Linked DNA regions of Homo sapiens: all the other regions are linked to region 3. Evidence: chromatin contacts called from ENCODE Hi-C or POLR2A ChIA-PET data. All regions are on one chromosome and are shown on one strand. The core of a region is the stretch at or near the end of the contact, and the rest is flanking DNA. Distances in the headings are between cores, read along the strand shown. Region 1 has its middle 8.7 kb from the start of MLKL. Region 2 has its middle 25 kb from the start of GABARAPL2. Region 3 has its middle 6.7 kb from the start of CTRB2.

Evidence for each region. Hi-C counts contacts between places; a loop is a spot of excess contacts on that map. ChIA-PET counts read pairs that join two places held with the same protein, here RNA polymerase II (POLR2A). Pooled maps may share reads with other maps.
Region 1: a loop to region 3 is called in a pooled map, with 15 times the contacts of the local background. The contact joins two enhancer-like sites. A Hi-C loop is called at or near these places in 1 of 168 maps with a recorded cell type or tissue (PC-9), 1 of 37 single-sample maps with no recorded cell type and 8 of 50 pooled maps. POLR2A ChIA-PET finds 5 or more read pairs at or near these places in 1 of 52 experiments (OCI-LY7).
Region 2: a map of IMR-90 shows a loop between it and region 3 (14-fold over the local background). The contact joins two enhancer-like sites. A Hi-C loop is called at or near these places in 1 of 168 maps with a recorded cell type or tissue (IMR-90) and 4 of 50 pooled maps. POLR2A ChIA-PET finds 5 or more read pairs at or near these places in 1 of 52 experiments (activated T-cell).

Annotation. Positions count from the first base shown.
Region 1 is chr16:74,708,205-74,710,904 of GRCh38, reverse strand. No RefSeq gene overlaps it. Among named protein-coding and RNA genes, the nearest start is that of MLKL, 8.7 kb to the right of the region's middle. Within about 2 kb of position 1,309, at least 3 of the 41 ENCODE cell types and tissues checked have a DNase peak (open chromatin) inside an H3K27ac peak, as active enhancers do.
Region 2 is chr16:75,589,908-75,592,607 of GRCh38, reverse strand. No RefSeq gene overlaps it. Among named protein-coding and RNA genes, the nearest start is that of GABARAPL2, 25 kb to the right of the region's middle. Within about 2 kb of position 1,312, at least 17 of the 41 ENCODE cell types and tissues checked have a DNase peak (open chromatin) inside an H3K27ac peak, as active enhancers do.
Region 3 is chr16:75,199,114-75,201,813 of GRCh38, reverse strand. No RefSeq gene overlaps it. Among named protein-coding and RNA genes, the nearest start is that of CTRB2, 6.7 kb to the left of the region's middle. RefSeq lists enhancers at 238-317, 2,169-2,463. Within about 2 kb of position 1,338, at least 4 of the 41 ENCODE cell types and tissues checked have a DNase peak (open chromatin) inside an H3K27ac peak, as active enhancers do.

The DNA.
Region 1 (2,700 bases), core at 60-2,559, 490 kb after region 3:
GAGTCTCGCTCTGTCGCCCAGGCTGGAGTGCAGTGGCGCGATCTCGGCTCACTGCAACCTCCGCCTCCCGGGTTCACGCCATTCTCCCACCTCAGCCTCCCAAGTAACTGGGACTACAGGTGCGCGCCACCACACCTGATAATTTTTGTATTTTTAGTAGAGATGGAGTTTCACCATGTTGCACAGGCTGGTCTCAAACTCCTGTGCTCAGGCAGTCCTCCTACCTCAGCCTCCCAAAGTGCTGGGATTACAGGAGTGAGCCACCGCACCCGGCCATATTGCCTGCGTTTTCACAGCAGGGCAAAATACAGGAAGGCCACGAGGCCTGCAATCCCCAAGCAGTTAGTGCTCACGGAGCAGCCCCCACCTCAGTGAGCATCTAGGGGAGCTGGAGGATTTTGCCATCAAGTGTAAGAGTCAAAGATTAGATGTTAGAGCAAGCACAGGATATTATCAAAATGCCAACACATCTGGCCTGATGGGAAAAGCCTAGACCTGTGACGTGGGATTGTGTTTATTCCTGCAGTGGGAGAGACACTAAACCAAAAAAGTTTTATGTTTGCTCAGGGAGGTAGCTATTGATTTATTTATAGAGAGAGGTTCTCACTCTGTTGCCCACGCTAGGGTGCAGTGGCGCGATCATAGCTTACTGCAGTCTTGACCTCCCAGACTCAAGAGATCCTCCTACATCAGCCTCCCAAACAGCTGGGACCGCAGGCATGTGCCATCGTGCCCAGCTAATTTTTTAATTTTTCTAAGTAGAGACAGGGTCTCTCTATGTTACTCAGACTGATCTCGAACTCCTGGCCTCAAGCAATCCCCCCAGCTCAGCCTCCCATAGTGCTGGGATTACAGGCATGAGCCACAACACCCAGCCAAGAGGGCCATTTAAATTCTGATCAGCATAAAGTAAATCTGCAGATTGACTGACCCTCAGTGGCCCTACAAATTTGCCTCGCCTGATTCTCCAGGGATGACCCAGCTTCCATGGTCAAGAACAGACCAAAAAATAGCCATCATATTTATTTCTGGTATTGTGTTTGTATTTCCAGACATGCTGTCTTTGGGAGTTCCTTAGTTGATCTGAAGAACAGCCCTCTTAATTCTGCTCTGTTCCACTCCCCCGTTGGCTCTGACCTCTGATCTCTGCCTTTGAACTTTGTGTGATTTTTTATTGTGCCCAGCACAATGACCAACTTGTAACAGAGCCCAATAAATGCTTGTCTTGTCTGCATCAGATCTCAGACGGTAAGAATAACTGGGCCTTGCCTCTCCACCTGTTCCCGGCCTCTGCTGCCCTCTGGTGGCAGCATGCAGCCCTACTCCATTATTACTGCCCTCGCGGGGACTGTTTTGGAAGCAGGTATCTGTGATTTCAAAATTCTAGCCTTTCCCAATTTACCCGTTCTGTTGACTTACATTCTTGACTCATCTGCCATTTTTGAGAGGAAGTTGGAAATATGTATATGAATAGTTCTAACTTTCAAAAAAGCCATAATGGTTGCAAAATTTCAACTGGAGTTTTCTTTACAGTTAGGTGTTTTGCCCAAAGACCACACCAGGCTCCAATGAATAAATGTTATCTATAAAGAATGCCACAAGATGAATGTAAAATTTGGAAAATTCCAGGACTCTCATCTCATAAGTGTCTGTCCCATCTCAGACACCTATAGCGGAGAGGAAGAAATTTAAAAGAAGAAAAAAATTTTTGTTCTGGCAAAAGCAGTGGGGTTATATCTTCTTTTAGGTTCCCTAAAAATGGGATTACAGGCGTGGTGGCTCTTGCCTGTAATCCTAGCACTTTGGGAGGCCGAGACAGGCAGATCTCCTGAGGTTGGGAGTTTGAGACCAGCCTGACCAACATGGAGAAACCCCGTCTCTACTAAAAATACAAAATTAGCCGGGCGTGGTGGCCGATGCCTGTAATCCCAGCTACTTGGGAGGCTGAGGCAGGAGAATCTCTTGAACCCAGGAGGCGGAGGTTGTGGTGAGCTGAGATCGCACCACTGCACTCCAGCCTGGGCAGCAAGAACAAAATTCTGTCTCAAAAAAACAAACAAACAAACAAAAATCAAAACCTAAAACAAGCACATGGATGCAGGCAGTCTATTTGGGAGGTGATTGCAGAAATAAAGAGCGAGAACCAGGGAGGTCTAGAAAGGGAGAAGTTGGAGGAGCAGTGTAAGGTTGAGTATGTGAGGTTCTCCTACAGATTCTGTAAGGGCATCTTGAGAAGCACAGAGAAAATGTATCGGAATTGTCCAATAGGACAGGAGGCTGGAGCATTTATCACCAGCTTCCACTCCTATGGGTGAGGACTGTCTTCAGTGACATCGATTCACCCTCACTTAGGGACTTCCCAGCCATGCAAGCCAAGCAGATGCTGGCTTTGGCAAAAGTCCTTGGACAAAAGCAGGAACATAGAGGTATGCATTTGTAGTGGGATTCTATCAGTACAAGTTGAGTATGAGCTTGTTAGGCAGGAGCTAGCCACTGGAACTGTGGCTGAAATGAAAGCTGAGACAGAGTTCACACAGAACCTTCCACCGCAATTGAGGCTAAGACCAGAGGCAGACAGAGGGGGCATGATGAGGAGGAACAGATGTGTTTGCTACAGACCCCAAAGGGTCATATCCTCAATGTAAGAGTGAACCAAGAGGAAACCCACCTCCCCAGGGCACTGCAAGTGAAATCTCCTGC
Region 2 (2,700 bases), core at 63-2,562, 390 kb before region 3:
TTTGCTTGATTTAAATATATCTTCTAAGTTCTGTTTCTAAATACAGTGAATCCAAAGAAAGCAAAGCACAGAACAGCATTACAACCATGCCATTTATATTAAAAAAGCATGAAAGAGGCCGGGCGCAGTGGCTCATGCCTGTAATCCCAGCACTTTGGGAGACTGAGGCAGGCGGATCACCTGAGGTTGGGAGTTCAGGAGCAGCCTGGCCAACATGGAGAAACCTCGTCTCTACTAAAAATTAAAAATTAGCCGGGCGTAGTGGTGCATGCCTATAATCCCAGCTACTCGGGAGGCTGTCAGGAGAATCGCTTGAACCCGAGAGGCGGAGGTTGTGGTGAGCCAAGATCAGGCCATTGCACTCCAGGCTGGGCAACAAGAGCAAAACTCCGTTTCAAAAAAAAAAAAGGCATGAAAGATATGTAACTGTTTAGCTTGTATATACTAAAGTATCTCTGAATCGACTTACAAGAAACCAGTCATCGAACAGGAAAAAGGATGGCTGGGGTCCAAGGAGTGGGAGGGAGACTTTTTACTGAATACCTTTTAAAAAAAATTTTTTTTTTAATTATTATACTTTAAGTTTTAGGGTACATGTGCACATTGTGCAGGTTAGTTACATATGTATACATGTGCCATGCTGGTGCGCTGCACCCACTAACTCGTCATCTAGCATTAGGTATATCTCCCAATGCTATCCCTCCCCCCTCCCCCCACCCCACAACAGGCCCCAGAGTGTGATGTTCCCCTTCCTGTGTCCATGTGTTCTCATTGTTCAGTTCCCACCTATGAGTGAGAATATGCTGTGTTTGGTTTTACCCTTTTAAAATTTTGAACCATGTTAATTATATTTTTTAAATAAATTTTTTAAATGAAATAAAAATTAGTGGAAAAAGATTTCTCTATCTTAAACTGCATTAACACCAGAAAACACGTAGAGGCAATGTTGCATAGGGAAGAGGAACCTCACAAGCTGCTTTAGGCAGCTGAATTCCGCAGAATTACTGTCTTCTGGAATTTGGCTCTTTCAGGGAAGTTTAAACTTTCAGCATTGCTGTTTATTCTGTGCCCATAAGTGGGTTCTAATGTTATGACTGTGTTGCATAATTTGTATTTTCTTCATAATTTTCAAAACTTGGCTTGATTTAAATAATTGTATAGGTTTCATGTAGTCATTTCTGCATAGGGTTAAACGCCTTGTTTTATGGAGTTGATCAGCGCCAAGCATGAGCTCACTGTCTGGGGAAACAAGGCTGCTATGGAGATAATGACCAACCCTGGCTGCCAGTGCCTCTGGTCGGAAGAAATGCAAGCCCTGTCTGATTTGGTAGTGTCTGTGGCTGGGGGAAAGCTGCCTCCACCTGGACCTTGGCAAGACTTTTTGGATTTAAGACAGTGTTCTGAGCAAGCCTTAGCCAAAATTTTCCAGCTCCTAAAACCCACTTCCCTTGCTGGCTAGTTAAATGGCTTAGGACAGTGTTATCTTTTCAACTGCCACTGCCTCCTGAGATGGTGTCTGGGAAAGCCAGAGGAGCTGTTAAAATGAGTCCCACCGCAGCAGAAAAGCTATTGAAACCAGGAGACAGCTTCCAACTGGAAAAATACTTAGTATCTAAGTGCTTACTTTCAAGAGCTCAAGCAGCTCTTCCCATAGGCGGCTATCCCGAAGGAATGGTTGAATACAGAAACAGCCAAGGAGGCAGATATTTTAGACAAAGTACATTTATTTTCCAGAAAGAGTAGTTTTTTTAATACCCCATATTGAAGAATTGTTGACCTTCACATCCTATAAATGTGAATCCTTTTAAACTTAAACGTGTCTGTACTGGGGCTGAGACTGACTTGCTGTAACACCATCCAGATGAATCCAAAACAAATCTTTATACCTATGGTCCAAAAGTGGTAGGAAAATTCTGTAAAGATTTAAGGGCTTCAGGCAAAGTTGTTTGAATTCAATTTTTATTTCTTAAAACTGGGGACCCAAAATGAATCAAAAGGGATAGATGTCAGATGAGTGGTTATTGCCTGATGTGGTGGGGGATGGGGAGCAGGCGGTTGAGTTAGAAAGAGGCACAGGAGCACCCTCTGGGAGATGGAAACATCCTGTGTTTTGATTGGAGCGTTGATTATATTGGTGTAAACATTTGTCGAAATTAAGTCTACACGTTAATGTTCGTGTACTTTACGTAATTATACCTCAAATTTAAAATGCAAAAAAACAAAAACATAGCCCTTATTACTTTGTGTAGTAGAATAAAACTGGGCCTAGATACTCAAGCAATTGTGTCCTAGTACCAGTTCTGCCACTAACTTCTATGTGTATGTGGGGAAAGTATGTAACCTCTACTTATAACTTCTCATCTGTCCTACCAAATTAGATCCTCGCATTTAGGATGCTCAGTTTTTTTCAACTGTTAGGTAGGATTCTCATAAAAATTATTAATTGGATAGATAATACAAAGAGAAATTTTCTCTAGGAAACTGCCCATTGTTGATGTGACTACATATGGCCTCAGTCATGTTGGTGACAAGGGAGGGATGAAAATAACTTTTTTGTTTTTTAGACAGAGTTTCACTCTTGTTGTCCAGGCTGGAGTACACCGGCGTGATCTGGGCTTACCACAACCTCCACCTCCTGGGTTCAAGCGATTCTCCTGCCTCAGCCTCCCGAGTACCTGGGATTACAGGCATGTGCCACCA
Region 3 (2,700 bases), core at 89-2,588:
AACCTCTCCTGAGTTCAAGTGATTCTCCCTCCTCAGCCTCCCAAATAGCTGGGATTACAGGTGTCCACCACCATGCCTGGCTAATTTTTGTATTTTTAGTAAGAACAGGGTTTCACCATGTTGGCCAGGCTGGTCTCAAACTCCTGACCTCAACTGATCCACCTACCTCGGCTTCCTAAAGTGCTGAGATTACAGGTGTGAGCCACCACACCTGGCCTTTTTTATTGCAATTTGATACACACTTTATAGTTCTAAGTCTTTTTCATTTCCTCCCCTGTACAGTGCCTCGGCATGACCCACTTTATCCTGAGGGCACCTGCAGGCCAGGGGCAGGCACCCATTGCCCCAAAGCCCTGGAGCTGGGTCGGAAGCAGAGCAGAACCCTGGTGCTCACTTCCTGTTTTTTCCTTGCACAGCCGAGTTCACAGCCTTCTGCCTTGGGCCACAGCTCTAGCCTCCCCACGTAACCACAGGTTCCGATCTTTGCTTCTTCTCCCAGGTCTTCCTGTCTCTTGATGTTTCCCTCTAAAGATCCATCATGGGCTGGGAATGGTGGCTTACGCCTGTAATCCTAGCACTTTTGGGGGCCGAGGAGGGCAGATCATGAGGTCAGGAAATTGAGACCATCCTGGCCAACATGGTGAAACCCCATTGCTATTAAAATACAAAAATTAGCCAGGTGTGGTAGTGGGTGTCTGTAGTCCCAGCTACTCAGGAGGCTGAGGCAGGAGAATCGCTTGAACCCAGGAGGCAGAGGTTGCAGTGAGGCGAGATCTTGCCACTGCACTCCAGCCTGGTGACAGAGTGAGACTCCATCTAAAAAAAATCTATCATGGCTGGTCCTGGGGGGCAGCCAACATTCCACACTAACCCGGCATCTTGGCAGGAATGGAATGGGCTCCCTCCTGCATTTTCTACTTCACTGGCTTTCCTAATACCTTTCTCTGCCCGTGCACTGTCAGCCGTTCTGATGATGCGTCTAATAGGTTGGAATTAAGGTTATAGATGGAATTTAATTATAAGGACATGAAGAGAAATTAACTTGGAGAATGGATGTGTGAAGAGGGGAAAAGCAAAATGAGAGAGAGCTTGGGCACAGGAGTGGGATCCAAAGTCGACTATTAAAAATAGTATCAAGCCGGCCGGGCGCAGGGGCTCACACCTGTAATCCCAGCACTTTGGGAGGCAGAGGCAGGCGGATCATCTGAGGTCAGGAGTTCGAGTCCAGCCTGGCCAACATGGTGAAACCCCCATCTCTACCAAAAATACAAAAATTAGCCAGGCGTGGTGGCACATGCCTGTAATCCCAGCTACGCAGGAGGCAGAGGCACAAGAATTGCTTGAACCCAGGAGGCAAGAGGTTGCAATGAGCCAAGATGGTGCCACTGCACTCTTGCCTGGGCAACAGAGTGAGACTGTCTCAAAAAAAAAAAAAAAAGCAGAGGCGGGTGGATTGTTTGAGGCCAGGAGTTTGAGACTAGCCTGGGCAACATAGTGAGACTCCTTTAAAAAAAAGAAAAAGTAGCTGGGTGCAGCGGGTGGCACCTGTAATGTGCTGCTCAGGAGGCTGGGGCATGAGGATCACTTGAGCCCAGGAGTTCGAGGCTGCAGTGAGCTATGATCACACCACTGCACTGCAGCATGGGTGACAGAGCAAGACCCTGTCACCCTGTCTTTCTCTGTGTGTGTGTGTGTGTATTTTTTTTTCTTTTTTTGAGATGGAGTCTTACTCTGTTGCCCAGGCTGGAGTGCAGTGGTGCAATCTCAGCTCACTGCAACCTCTTCCTCCCAGGTTCAAGCAATTCTCCTGCCTCAGCCTCCTGAGTTGCTGGGATTACAGGTGCATGCCACCATGCCCAGCTAATTTTTGTATTTTTAGTGGAGACATGTATTTCACCATGTTGGTCAAGCTGGTCTCGAACTCCTGACCTCAGGCGATCCACCCACCTCGGCCTCCCAAAGTGCTGGGATTACAGGTGTGAGCCACCGCGCTGGGTGTCTCTATATATAATTAGAGCCACCGCGCCCAGTCTCTCTCTATATAATTAAGAGCCAGGTTTCTTAAGGAAACTCCCAGCTCAGTGAGGGAGAACTGCTCTTAAACACAGAGGAAATTACATGTATTTTATTATGTCAACAACCATCTACATACAAATAAATGTGAGGCGTAAGTAATATAAAAATGGAATAGCAAGCACAAACCTGGCTAAGGGACTTTTTCACTTGCTGGTGAAATCTGCGTCTGTCCCCCGCTCCACCCACCGGCCTCCCAAGAGTCTGAAAACCACCCGGTATAAGGCTGCCACCTGGTGGCCAATATGAAAACTGCATATAGCTATGCCTTACTGTTCCTAACCCAGCGTTGTTTCAAAGAAATACAAAAGAAATACAAGGCGAGCCAAATGGATGATTTTAAATTTTCTGGTAGCCCTACTGAAAAAGTAAAAAGAGGCCGGGCACGGTGGCTCACGCCTGTAATCCCAGCACCTTTGGGAGGCTGAGGCGGGCGGATCGCTTGAGCCCAGGAGTTCGAGACCAGTCTGGGCAACATAGTGAGACCCTCTTCTCTACAAAAAAAAAATGCAAAAATTAGCTGGGTGTGGTGGTGAGACCCTGTCTCTTAAAAAAAAAAAAAAAAAAAAGAGGGACTGGCGCGGTGGCTCACGCCTGTAATCCCAGCACTTTAGGGGGCCGAGACAG